2 separate regions of the Homo sapiens genome follow, and region 1 is linked to region 2. Evidence: chromatin contacts called from ENCODE Hi-C data. All regions are on one chromosome and are shown on one strand. Each heading gives the region's core, a stretch centred on a gene start or an enhancer-like site at or near the end of the contact. The rest is flanking DNA. Distances are from core to core; before and after follow the strand shown. Region 1 overlaps DIAPH2 (diaphanous related formin 2). Region 2 holds the start of DIAPH2 (diaphanous related formin 2).

The links. Hi-C counts contacts between places; a loop is a spot of excess contacts on that map. Pooled maps may share reads with other maps.
Region 1: a pooled map shows a loop between it and region 2 (21-fold over the local background). The contact joins the enhancer-like site here to the promoter of DIAPH2 in region 2. A Hi-C loop is called at or near these places in 16 of 37 single-sample maps with no recorded cell type and 13 of 50 pooled maps.

Annotation. Positions count from the first base shown.
Region 1 is chrX:97,395,044-97,401,924 of GRCh38, reverse strand. All of the region lies in intron 25 of DIAPH2 (diaphanous related formin 2), which reads right to left. Among named protein-coding and RNA genes, the nearest start is that of DIAPH2-AS1, 170 kb to the left of the region's middle. RefSeq lists an enhancer at 3,395-3,484. Within about 2 kb of position 2,349, at least 3 of the 41 ENCODE cell types and tissues checked have a DNase peak (open chromatin) inside an H3K27ac peak, as active enhancers do.
Region 2 is chrX:96,680,301-96,687,137 of GRCh38, reverse strand. DIAPH2 (diaphanous related formin 2) reads right to left here and starts at 2,296. Exons shown (of 27, transcript NM_006729.5): 1 at 1,948-2,296. The coding sequence starts at 2,079. RefSeq lists enhancers at 1,079-1,792, 1,793-2,508.

The sequences.
Region 1 (6,881 bases), core at 1,100-3,599, 710 kb before region 2:
AACTAAAAACAATGTTCAGCACAAGTAACATAGAGAAGCCTAGTAGACAAGGTGGTGGGCTGAAGTAGGCTACTCCTGGCTCTACTGTTTAGCACTAAACTGGCTTTATGGACCTGGAGTAACTCAGTTGCCACACTTGTGAAATAAGATGAGTCATTGGGCTCTAGGGTTCTTAAACTTTAGTGTACATCAGAATCACCTAGGGAGGTTGTTAGAAAATGGATTGCTGTCCCCTTACCCCCACCCAGTTTCTTATTCAGTGGGTTTAGAGTGAAGCCAGAAACTTTGCATTTCTAACCAGTTCCCAGGTTATGCTGAAGCTGCAGCATGGCAAGAATCTGAAGTACTAAACCCACAGTAGCAGGGTTCCTGAGGCACCTGCCAAGATGCTACAGTATCAACAGAGAACAGCAGTGTTCTTTCAGAAGAAACTCAGGCTGAAAGATGGTAGTACATTGGCCTGCTAATTAACAAGGGGTGGGGTGAGGGGAGTGGGGCTGGATGAACCTCGAGAAAGCAAGGAGGTTATGACTTGAAACTGAGACTAATCAATCAGACTATGCAAGGCCCTAAATCAGAAAATGAAACCAGGTAAACTAAGGGATGAGAGAGAATCAGCTAAAGTGATGAGTCAGAACACACGAGGAACACTGTTAGTGAGATGGGACAATAGGAATGAAAGATCATAGGAGGTTAACAAGAAGGGCAAAGGTCCCATGCCTTGGGGGAGGGGTGGGACAAGGCTTGGGTCTGACTTGACTCAGAAAGTTCCTGAAGAAGCTCTGCCCAAATACTTTGCTATCATTGCCCAAAGGAAAGAGTATTTCAGGCAAAAAGAGTTAATTCCAGATGGATGCTCTGAAATGCTAAAAAAGAATGAAGAGTAAAATGTGGAGCTAGGGCCATGGTATACTCCTGTAATCCTAGCTAGTGGGGAGGCTGACGCAGGAGGATCACTTGAGCCCAGGAGTTCGTGGCCAGCCTGAGCAACACAGTGAGACTCCCTTGTCTAAAAAAAAAAAAAAAAATGAATAATATGTGGGTAAGTATAAATGAACATTAACTGAATAAAAATAATGATCCTACTGTCTTGTTCTAAGGTGGGTAATACAAGACCTTGACATCAATACTGTATGCTTGTTTACACAAAAACAAATACTGCATGATCTCACTTAGATGTGCAATCTAAAAAAGTCAATCTCATAAAAGCAGAAAGAGTGGTGGTTGCCAACAGCTGGGGGAAGAGATGGGCAGATGTTGGTTAAAGAGTACAAAGTTCCAGTTAGACAGGATGAATAAGTTCTGGAGACTGATTGTACAGCATGGTGGTTATAGTTAATAATACTGTATTGTACCCTAAAAAATTGCTCAGAGAGTAGATCTAAAATGTTCTCACCACCAAAAAAGTATATGAGGTGATGAATATGTTAATTAGATTGATTTAATCATTTCACAATGTATACATATGTCAAAACATCACATAGTACACTGTCAATATGTACAATTTATTTGTCAATTATACCTTAGGAGAGCTGAAAAAAAGAAAAAGATGCCGTATATCTTTCTAACCAGCTTTATACTTCAATGGAATTTTGAAAAATAAGCTGTGATAGTAAATTATATTGTTAACAGAAACACATACAAATACTCATGTTGGAATCTATCTAATAATATGTGGATATTCACACATACATTATATATACTGTAACCTTTGCTATTTTTAAAAGGCATCTTTGCTAATGAGTTCAGCTAACAAAACCATATCCATATTCACTTTTGAAGATATTGAGGTGAAGTGATATTGATCTCACATATATTTCCACACCTACCATAGCACACAAAACACCTATGAATATTCAATGTCTACATAGTCAAGGATTAAGGTCCAAATTCATGTGTGCTTTCCTACCACTCTTCTAAGATAAATACTCCTTTAATATCAGTGAAAATAAAAACATACTGCTGAAAGCATCTGTATTCCTAGGATGCTCCTAAAAATTAGTAGTTGTTAGTTATTGCTAAACTCCACATCTGGGTGTGACCAAAATGTATACAGTATGAGAGGTATATTATAGCATAAGGGGGCATTACATTTCCAAAAGATTTTGAATCAACCTAATGATTTTCAGAAATGTAATGAAAGAGAAAAACAGGTCCTTCTACAGTGCCTAATAAAACTGTGAAAACACAAAGTAGAGAAAAATGTAAGAAAACAGAAAGAGGCTGCTTAATGCCTTTCAAATAGAAACTGAATTGCTGAGGCAGTTCTCACCACCTTATTTATATATCGGGTTGCTCACAAATCATGATGTCACCCACCAGGAAGCAATGCATCAGGAGGAGCATGACAGTGCAACAAGCCCAAAGAAGGAGGGGAGAGAGGTGCAGCAGAATGATAAAAATGTATCAACTCGAAAAATCCAAATGGTTTTACAGATGAATATTATATGAAAGCATTACATGCAAATAAGAAATTAGTTTCAGAAACTGTCTACAGGCCAAACAAACCAACATAAAAGAGGATGCTTATAACAAAGGACTTACATTTGGTGAACCAAAACTGGGTACTCCTTGAATATCAGAGATTGAAGAGATGGCTAACTTCCACCAAAAGGTTTCCTTTCCCTACCATATCTGTGAGACAAGCAACTAGTCTCTTATGTCCCATCTCAAACAACAACAAAAATATGACAACAAACAAAACAAACAAAACCTGGCATATGGTCCTACTTTCCATTTAAATAATACATTTTTTTCTTTAAGACATACTGTCTTAAAGTAAATTTTTGAGATGGCTCCTCAATACAGACTTCTGGTTTTACTTTGGTATGTCAGCATCAATTAGTCTTTAGTTACTTTGTCTTTAAAAAAAATCACATCCGGCCGGGTGCAATGGCTCACGCCTATAATACCAGACTTTGGGAGGCCGAGGCAGGTGGATCATGTGGTCAGCAGTTCAAGACCAGCCTGGCCAAGATGGTGAAACCCCGTCTCTACTAAAAATACAAAAATTAGCCAGGCGTGGTGGTGGGTGCCTGTAATCCCAGCTACTCAGGAGGCTGAGGCAGAGAATTGGAATTGCTTGAACCCGGGAGGCGGAGGTTGCAGTGAGCTGAGGTCGCACCATTGCACTCCAGCCTGGGAGACAGAGCAAGACTCCATCACAAAAAAAAAAAAAAAAAATCACATCCTTCAGAAGAAATGTTAACTACTAAAGTCTAGGGCACATGATCTCTTTTCCTAAGATTATACTTATCTGTGGTTTTAAAAGAGCTAACTCATACATTTCCTTATAAAGATGTTTACCTTGCTCCTCTAGGGTCTTAAAAAAAGAGAGAGGATGAGGGAGAATAGGCTGAAAACTGCACTGCCAACCATTGCCCCTACCCCCACTTCCACCCTTGAGGAGGGAGGTATCTTTTGGAGGTTTCATCTACTGTCAGGGTTACTCAGTTGAAAATAGATACTTTCAACATGCTTTAGCCACAGGAGCTTACAGGATTACTTAAAAGTACAGGCTGCATGTGAATGTACTGTGGGGGAAGGAATGTGGTTACATTTAAAGGTTAATGTAACCATAGTTCATCTCTATAGCTCAATCTCGATTTCCCCTCAAAACATGATCAGATAGCCCTTAGAACAAAGCTGTATTGACTATTTGAGTGAAGAAAAAAGAGATGCAAAGAACGGTATAACAAGACCTAACAACATAATGGATTCTGGTGATGCTGGATAGAGAGCTCTGACTCAGAACCAGTTGCCTCAAACAAGTTAAGCATCTTTTTAAAACACTGGGGAAGACACAGGGGAGGTAGTTTCATATACCATGCTGAAGTTCAGTAGAATGAGGTCGGTTAAGCACTCTGTCCTGAGACATACACTTTTCATTTTCAATTGTTTTCAAATAGAAAGAGAGAAATCCCCTTTTCAAGTTGGATTGTTTAAATGCACCTACAGCTACTCCTGTCTAGCAAAGGCTAGGCAAGCTCTCCCTACTGATGCATTTCAAAAAAGGTTCAATTGGCAAAAGAAAGCAAGTGCAAAGGGTTTTTGACAAAAGAGGACTAGAGGGAACACATTTTCCTTTCACAGAAATACTGTTCTAGAAAATCAGACAAGGTAGTGACTCAACCAAGAATGTGTAGATATTGGTGAGATCAACAGGAAATTTGGAAAACTTCTTCAACTTCAAACACTCAACTGCGTAAAATTATTAGCTAAAAAATTGGGGTAGGGATTACATTATAAAAATATGGGACTAAAGAGACAAACAAAACAAGACACTATGATTTACAGATTACAACACAGCCTAAACCAGCATACTCTGAGAATGTGGTTATCTTATACCACAGAACCACACGGATGTAAAAGGAACCTCCTGGACCCTGTCCAATCCTCAGCAGGGCTATGCCTGAGTCTTCCTAGACCTATATGCATCCATCCTATTTAATGATGCCCCAAATAATTCCTACGCAACTTTCTCCAGGGCTCAGCAAATAGAAAAGGCTAAATCAAATACAGGAGCTCTGAAATATCTAGTCTGACAAAAAGAATTTTTTTTTTTAAAGTACATTTAAAGTAGATTCCAGTGCTGGTTCAAACAAATAAAAGTATTATGCCATCCATAGTTAATTGCACATTTAAAAGGATAATTATTTTTTGATTTTCAAATGAATCATACCATCATCTTCTAAGCTGTTACGAAATAGCATATGAAACCTACTGTTGATATATATGACAAGCAGGTATTCTAAGTTTAGGTTTTAATGTCTTCCTAATACCATTGTGACAAAGGTATAATTGCTTTCTTAAACGATGTCTTCTTTTCCATTTTATCCCACTAACAAGTTAAGATACTATATACTTTATAGGTTGTTCATGTGTGAGGGGTGTAACAGAGGACTGAGGATTGACTATTTATAAAAAAAGAAATATAGATGATTTTAAGAGATTATATATGATATGTGAAAAATATTATATGCTACATACGGTCCTGTGTGAGTATATACATACACCTATGGGACTACATGAAGCAACAACCATTATTTCTTACAGAACAGACACACATAAGAGAGGGAGAAAGGCTGATAGTTAATAACCCCTGAAATAGGTTAATAGTGCTAAGTTATCAGTCAATCATACTTTGATTAGGATATGTCACCACAGATCAGCACACTGTAGGCACTGAATAAATACTTGTGGAATTAAATTAACAATCACTGAAAGGTTTTTGTCCATAATCCTTTTGCACATTCAGTGTAACAACGGAATTTATTTATTTATTTTTTTTAGACAGAGTCTCACTCTGTCGCCCAGACTGGAGTACCCGGGTTCAAGCAATTCTCCTGCCTCAGCCTCTCGAGTAGCTGGGATTACAGGCATCCGCCACCATACCCAGCTAATTTTTGTAGTTTTAGTAGAGACGGGGTTTCACCATGTTGGCCAGGCTGGTCTCGAACTCCTGACCTCAGATGATCTGCCCGCCTCAGCCTCCCAAAGTGCCGGGATTACAGGTGTGAGCCACTGCGCCCGGCCAAGTGTAACAGTAGATTTTGTCCTGATTCTAAAGCAGCCCAGGGGCTCGGGAATTCAATGTGGGTGGACCAAATATAATTTAAAAAAAAGTCATTAGAGACTCAGTTGGGTTCAGTGCAGTTTGTTGGTTCTGTGAATCTGTTAGGTGTAATTACTGACATGAATCTAAGTGCATTTGACTGAGAACAGAGCAAAATTAATTGCAATGTTGCTGTATAACAGCTGTTATTCATTTGACACTTTTCTGTAATAAGAATTAGAATATTAAAATATGGAACAAAGCATGTTTTTAATAAATGATTAGGCCACCTACAATGTGTTTTGGTAATTTCTTATATAGTCAGTTTTATTGTTTTCACTTACCTGCTCTAATATTTTCATAGATTTCTGCCTAGTAAAGTTGCATAAATCATATATAGCAACAAGCATATATTGTAGAGAAAAGCCAAATTTGTAACTGCCAGTGTTACTCATCTTCTACATACAAATTGATGAAATCTTGTTAAATGTTCAGCACACTGAAGACAGCTCTTACAGTTTTTGCAAATCTGAGTTTCTGCATTTAGAATGTAAGAACTCTTAATGAGATCTAAAGTATATTACCTATCTTGTTTCACATATTTATTTTTGTCTCTCATTTAAAAGAATATTTTTAGTAGATGTAGAAATTTGTTTTACTGCTAAGGCAGATAGAATGAGAGTTTAGCACTTATTTCCCGAGAACTGAAGCCAGAAATGTAATTATTTTAGTATGGGGTCAGAAAAAAAAAATTACTAGTGATAAGTGGCTCAAATAGGCTACAGGAAAAAATAACTAGAATCTTCAATTAATCTAGAGTGTATTCTGGAAATAGTACAGATAAAGCACATGCTCCAATGCTAGTGTATACTGATCACTGATGCTCTGAATAATGGCCCAGAGACAATAACGAAATCCTAATGATCTACCAGTAAATGTATATTGTGTGCTGGCTACATGTCCAAAATTATATCTATGTGCCACATGCTGCTGCACATTTTCACCTGTGTAACATGTAAAGCCAAAATTTTTTTGTGGGCGGAGGTGGTTGGGAGAGTGCGAGGAGAGTTGTACAAAGAGTTGAGAAAGATTTCAGATGATAAAGACTGATGCATAAACAGCTTTCTATATAATTATAAAGTCAGATTAATCAAAACTCCACTTCTTTTAGGCTAGTCAATCAAGATCTTATTGTAATGATTATTGCCATTGATAATTTTCCTTGATATGTTCACTAAATAATTATTATTATCAAAGGGATAACATTTAACACTTATTACATGCTAACCATGTGCCAGGCAAGTACTAAGAGATTTACATGTATCCT
Region 2 (6,837 bases), core at 1,047-3,546:
AGTTCTTACTCTTCTATAGGTAATGGATGCCTTTGAAAAACTGATGAAAGCCATGGGGCCCAGAAAAATAAATGTACCCATATACACTCAAATATTTTCATACAATTTCAGGAGTTTAAGAACCCCTATGCCCCAAGATCACCTACACAAATAATTTCTATCACCATATGGCTCTCTTTTATAATCCCATACCACAACTCCTTTACACTCATATACACACACAAATTAAGGACTAGTTCAGAGATTATTAACATAATACTCAAAATAAAAAAATTTCATCTAAGTAAAGTTGTATCTTACTAGCAAACTTCTAAGAATCCCAGATGAATTCTTTCCTGAAAAGCTTACTAAATCTTACTGTTTGGTCAACTTGCTTGCCTTAAAATGTGCCACAATGTCTTCCTAAATTTGTTTTTGTTAACTCTGACACATCTGCTTGTAAAATCACGTAAGGCTCAAAAGTTATGTTTGAGCAAAAAAAGAAAATTCATGTTAATATTAACAAACTCTTGGATTCAAATCTTGTTCTACCGTATCAAGCTATGTTCAACACGGAACAGTGAAGTTAGCTAGGAACCGGAACAGTGAAGTTAGCTAGGAACTGAAAATGATACGATCTCATAACTATCTAGTTACCTTGTCAAAGCAAGTAAAACATAAAAGATGAATCAGGACAAATGGCTAAAGGGAAGAGAAGAATATAATCAAGGTGTTACTACTAACAGAGATAAGTGTTTTTTTTTTTCTCGAAAGCATACTTCTTAAAAGTGGCAGATTCTTGCTAGACGTACCAAACCATTTGTGGAAACTATCAGTTAACTTTTTACTTAAATTTTTAATCACTGATTAAACCACAGTTTTGTACTGGATCCAAACCAAATGGCCAGATGCCATAAGAAACGGCTTTATTTATATGTCACCCTCTCCTTGTCTATTATAATCAAGTTGGTAGTTAAAGCTGAAATCTATACATTCAACATGTGGCTTGTGCTTCGGATCTGGACTAAGAATACAGCTCTAAGGAGTATCTGCTGAATTTGTACAGGAAAACCCTTTCCCCTCACACCACCCAAATTAGAAAGTTTACAAAAAGCGGAACCCTTCTGATGAGCTGAGGAAACTCCAGTATTTCCCAATGCAATACCAGGCCTCATCGATTTCATTCCTCTGCACATTCAGTGGCAGGAAATGGACTGCTACCATCGGTTCACACTATCAGCACGGTGAGATTTGCACAGTTTGTGCCTACTGCTTTTGAGCGTTCTTAATCAACTAAGTGGAAGTACTGTATGACTATGCCTATTACACACACTCGACAGTTGGTGGTACCTCACCCAGCCTCAAACTCCCACGCGCCCCCACCCTTCCAAAGAAACATTTCTTGGGAGAGCACATGGAGAGAGGCAAGGAGGAGGAAAAAGGCACGTAGGCGCCTCTTCCTGAGATTTCTGGTAAAGTAGAAAGACTGGGAGCATAAATAGTGTTCTTCTTGATTTGCGAAGCTGTAGGTGGGCTCCCAAGGACTTGGAATAAAAAGGAGGGAGGTTCCCCTGCCCCGGACCCTACGCGTTAGGAGGCAAAACAGCAACTAACAAGAAGTGGGAGGAGAATGGAATCGCGCAAAGGTTTGCGCCCACAAGTTAGACAAACAACAGCCCTACCCAGTACTCGGGGTGTCCCCAAGTTGGGGCTGGGCCTTTCTCCTTCCCGCACCGCCTCCCGGGCTGACAAGAGTGAGAAAGGGGTTAAGTAGAGAAGGGGGTGCTCTTCCGCCCCCACGCCGTCTCCGCGCCTCGGCGTGGCCACTCCTTTAGCGGCTCCCCGAGTTGCACAGCGAGGTCGCGGTCATCCTTGGGAGGGGGCCCCGGGTGCCCCCGTGTTCAATGGCAGGAGGATCCCGGGGCTCTCCCTGTCCCTAAGGCCGGCGGGGGCTGCGGGAGCACTCACCAATTTGGGTTTGTTTTTCGTTTCCTCTTCATTGGCGGCCCGGTTCCCCGCGCTCCGCTTGTTGCTCCGGCCCCCACCGGGTTCCTCGCTGCCGCCTCCCGCTCCCGACGCCGCCGCCCCGGGCTGCTCCATCTTTCTCCGGCCCTGTCACCTGTGCCCTGTAACCCCACCTCTCCTCAACTGAGAAAGCACCTCGGGGCGCTCACACTGCCCCGCGCTGACTCGGCGGCACCTCTTCCTGAGGGAGAGAGTGTCTGCCCGGGAAGCTGCCGATTTCAGGCCCCCGGGACTCCAGGCTCCCAGGCACCCCCGACGCAACCACGCCGTTGCCACTACTCGGCGCTGGGGCAAGCCCTGCCCCTGAGCAGTTGCAATTACCACGGTCGCCGCCGCCCTCAGGGCGGTGTTTAGGGTGGAGGGAAAAGTAGGTGCCTATCTCTTTAAGAGGGCCTCAACACACGTGATTCTTCAAAGTGCCCGCATCGGCCGCCCGGGCGCGCAAAGCTGCTTCCTACTCCCGCAGCCGAGCCGGCCCCAGCTACTGAGCATGCCCGGCGCGGTGACTGGAGCCTAACAGAGCACTTTCAGCTGCGGTTAGGCACTGATTTCACTTCCTAGTGGCCCAGCGAGAACAGGGAGGGAACTAGTCAAGAGAAAGGAAGGGTAGCCCATTTTAGAGATGGGGAAACTGAGGCCCGGGAAGATCCGCCTGTAAGTTTCACTGGCGGGTCAACCTGAGTATCAGCTTTCACTTCTGTGGGCCACAGCACCTTCCCTCCCTGAGGCCTCTCCGGGGGTGTGGTCCTGCTACAGTCTGTGGAAAGACTTGATTGGCAAGGGAACTGGCATCCTATAGGAAAACCACCGGGAGTGCTGATTAATTGCCTCGACAGACTGTGTGTGGGTCAGAGTGGAAAGAGTGAGTGCTTTCTGTTGTCGTGATTACGTTGTGACCGAAGAAATACAGTTGTTCCTTTATTCCCTTGCTGCAGGGTTGTTGAAGCAGCAGGCGCCCACCGCTTAATCCCTAGGGGATTGTTAGGTTCTATAACCAAAACACTTACATACAGCTAGCAATTGAATTGAGTGCTATTTTCAGGTTCCCGAACTAGTTTAGAGTTGTTGTGGGGAGTGAATAAGATCATGTGTGTCAAAGCTTTGTTGTAAATGAAAATCCCTAGACAAATGCTAGGTGTTTTTGTGCAGCAGCAGGGCACTGTTGGGACGATAGTCTTAAGTCCTTGCGTCATACCTAGCATTTTGTCCTCAGGACAAAATATAGTACCCACACTGTATTTCTTCCATCCTCTTTAAATGATGCCCTTTAAAAGTAAAGGTACACACTGAGAACATTAGACGGGGTGGGTAGGATTTGAATGAACCACCATCATAGAATAGGAGCACATATGCTAGGAAAGCTACCTATAAAGTAAATTTAAATATGAAATCTATAAACATGCCATACACCTATTACTGAAGATATCTCCAGACTATGACTCCTTTTGACCTTCTCCCCTTCGGCCTAAATTTAATATGCTGAATGGAATTTGTATCTGAACATATTTATTGAGAGTGCATTAGGATGCATTTGACCATGCTATAGGTGCAAGGAGACAGCTAACTTGGGCAGTAGAATGAAAAGAACACCAGATATCTGAAAACAGCTTTAATTCTAGCTTTGTCATTGTCATTAACTTTCTTTTTTTTTTAATTCTGAGACAGAGTTTCCCTCTTGTTGCCCAGGCTGGAGTGCAAAGGTGCAATCTCAGCTCACCGCAATCTCCACCTCCCGGGTTCAAGCGATTCTCCTGCCTCAGCCTCCCAAGTAGCTGGGATTACAGGGACCCACCACCACGCCCAGCTAATTCTGCATTTTTAGTAGAGATGGGGTTTCTCCGTGTTGGTCAGGCTGCTCTCAAACTCCTGAGCTTAGGTGATCCGCCTGCCTTGGCCTCCCAAAGAGCTGGGATTACAGGCGTGAGCCACCGTGCCCGGCTGACTTTCTTTTTAATCATGGAGGTGTGACTTCTCTACTCCTAAGGTGGCAAGCTACCAAAGGACAGCAGAGAAGAGGGAATACATGCTCCCAAACAGGGTGCTCAAGGAGCCCCATGGTAACTTTGCTTTGTTGAAGTTCCCGTTTTACTTACTTAAAGTTTAGTGTATATTTTGAATTCAACTCACTACATACACACACACACAAACACAATTTATATAAATGTCTCCTCTCCTGAAAAATTGAGTCAAAATGGGTGCTTCAGAAAGACATGACCTGTTTAGCCAATGCGTAATTCCTGTTTGTGCCATAGGTGTGGTCCATAGCTGAGGGCCCTCCAAGCGCAAACATGGTTCAGTAATCTGCCCAGTAGACATTTCTTCAGCTCCTTAGAGTACACTAGGTGATACAGAGTGTCATGAGTAAGAAGGATGAAGATGACACAGTTTCCGCCTTTTAGAACTTCAGAGCCTACTGGGAGAGACAGACCATTAAAGAACTGCACTGCACTATAACAGATATGAACAGGAAGCCTTTGAAGCACATGAAAGAGGTAACTATCGGAGTGTCAGAGGCTCAGGGACACCTTCCCAAAGAAGATGATGTTTGAGCTGAGTCTTAAGGGTCTGATTCAAGTTAACATTTGTTGGCAGCCTACTAAGTGTGAGGTACTGTGCAAGGCATCATGAGTACAGTGGTGAACAAGACAGACATGGTTTGGTCTTAGGGAGCTTTCATGCTATCGGGAAAGATATATATAGTTTCACTCTTATTGCCCAGGCTAGAGTGCAATGGCGCAATCTCAGCTCACGGCAACCTCCGCCTCCCAGGTTCAAGCGATTCTCCTGCCTCAGCCTCCCGAGTAGCTGGGATTACAGGCATGTGCCACCACGCCTGGCTAATTTTGTATTTTTAGTACAGATTGGGTTTCTCCATATTGGTCAGGCTGGTCTCAAACTCCCGAACTCAGGTGATCCGACTGCCTTGGCCTCCCAAAGTGCTGGGATTACAGGCATGAGCCACTGCGCCCAACCTTGGGAAAGATATTAAAAATGTATTAAGCAATTACAAGGCAAATAAGGACAGTGAAGGGCATTCAGGCAAAGGAAATGACAATAGCATGTGCAGAAGCCCTGTGGTTAAGAAATTGGTGGGGAGCTGGGGAGACTGTTGGCAGGAGAAGCAGCAGAACAGATAAGGAGTTTCCAGATTGAAGCCCCCTACTTAATAAGTTTCATTACTGTTGTTTAAAAAGTGGAAGGGGGTCAGGCACGGTGGCTCACGCCTGTAATCCCAGCACTTTGGGAGGCTGAGGTGGGTGGATCACCTGAGGTCAGGAGTTCGAGACCAGCCTGGCCAACATGGAAAAACCCAGTCCCTACTGAAAATACAAAAATTAGCAGGGCATGGTGGCAGGTGCCTGTAATCCCAGCTACTCAGGAGGCTTGAGGCAGGAGAATGGCTTGAACCCGGGAGGCAGAGGTTGCAGTGAGCCGAGATCATGCCACTGCACTCCAGCCTGGGTGACAGAGCGAGGCTCTGTCTCCATAAAAATAAAAACTAAAAAGTGGAAAAGCAGAATAAGGAGGCCATTGTAATATGAATTACTTCTGTTTAGAACGTATAAATAGACTTGAAAATGTATTGATATTATTTTGAATGTAAGGTTGGGTTTCATCATCCTCAGGCCAGGTTAATCTGCATGTCATATCCAGTTAGAAGTACATGTAAAAGATTGATAATCTTTTCTGCAAAAAATGAAAGTTTGTCCCTGATATGTCTTACATTTGACTTTATTGTGGTTATTTTGGCCCGTCTTAATTCTTGATGTTTTTTTCAGCATTTTGCTCTAGTTAATGTAAACAGTGGTTTAAAAACAAGCAAAAACCTTTCCTTCAGGCTTCAGGGTCATTGGCCTGGCAGAAACTAACACAGGAAAGGAGCCACTGCTCTCGGTAAGGACTCTTTGTCCACTGATTATGAACCAAGCACCTCACCAATTGTGGTCCTACAGCAGATCTCTCTGCATCTGTAATCCTTTATTTTTACCCTCCTGGGTCACACAAATAGGTTGGTGGATGGAACATCTCTTCTCTGATGCTGAAGAAAGAAGGAGGCTACCACCATCAATTGGGATATCAAAACTTAAATGTATGTTAGAACCACTGACCTTGTGGTCTCTCCCTCTGGACTCTCATGAATGTAGCACCCAATCAGCATTTAAAAGCCAGTCCTGGGGGAGACCAATAAAAGGCTACTGGGTTCTGTCTTCAAACTGACCTTAGAGCCATCTATTACCCCTGAGGATTTCTGACCATCCTGATAGTACCCCTCTGAGTTTCTATGTCTCCCGTCTACAGTGTATTCTCATCTGAACAGTCTGTGTCGTTCATAGATGAAACATGGATTTGAAAAAAATGAGAACCACCTCCAAGGTCACAGCAAAATGTTTATGCATTAAAGGATTCCTAAGAATAAGCAGGTATTTACCAGGTATTAAGCAGGTATACTACATGGTTAACACCAAACTAGATGTCCTGCAGATGTTTCTAAAAAATGCCAGATATTCTACTATAATGTCATATTGTCTTTACTGAAGAATCTCCTGTTTTGCAGAATTGCACACCTAAAATAGCAGGGCTTACTGGGAAAATATGGTTAGGAAAGACCACTTAAATCCAATGCAACTTTATAGTCAGAGCACTAATGAAAACAACCATCCTAATAAAAACCACAGATAAATCTCCACTGGCCTTTGCCCCCAGCATCACAGTCATCAATGCTTGGTAGCCTTTATGCTTCCTCCTTCCTGATGTGGATCCTCAAGGGCATTCACTTTTAATAGATGCCATTTTCATCAGAATTAAAAATCTAATTGAGGAGTAGTCAGCTTT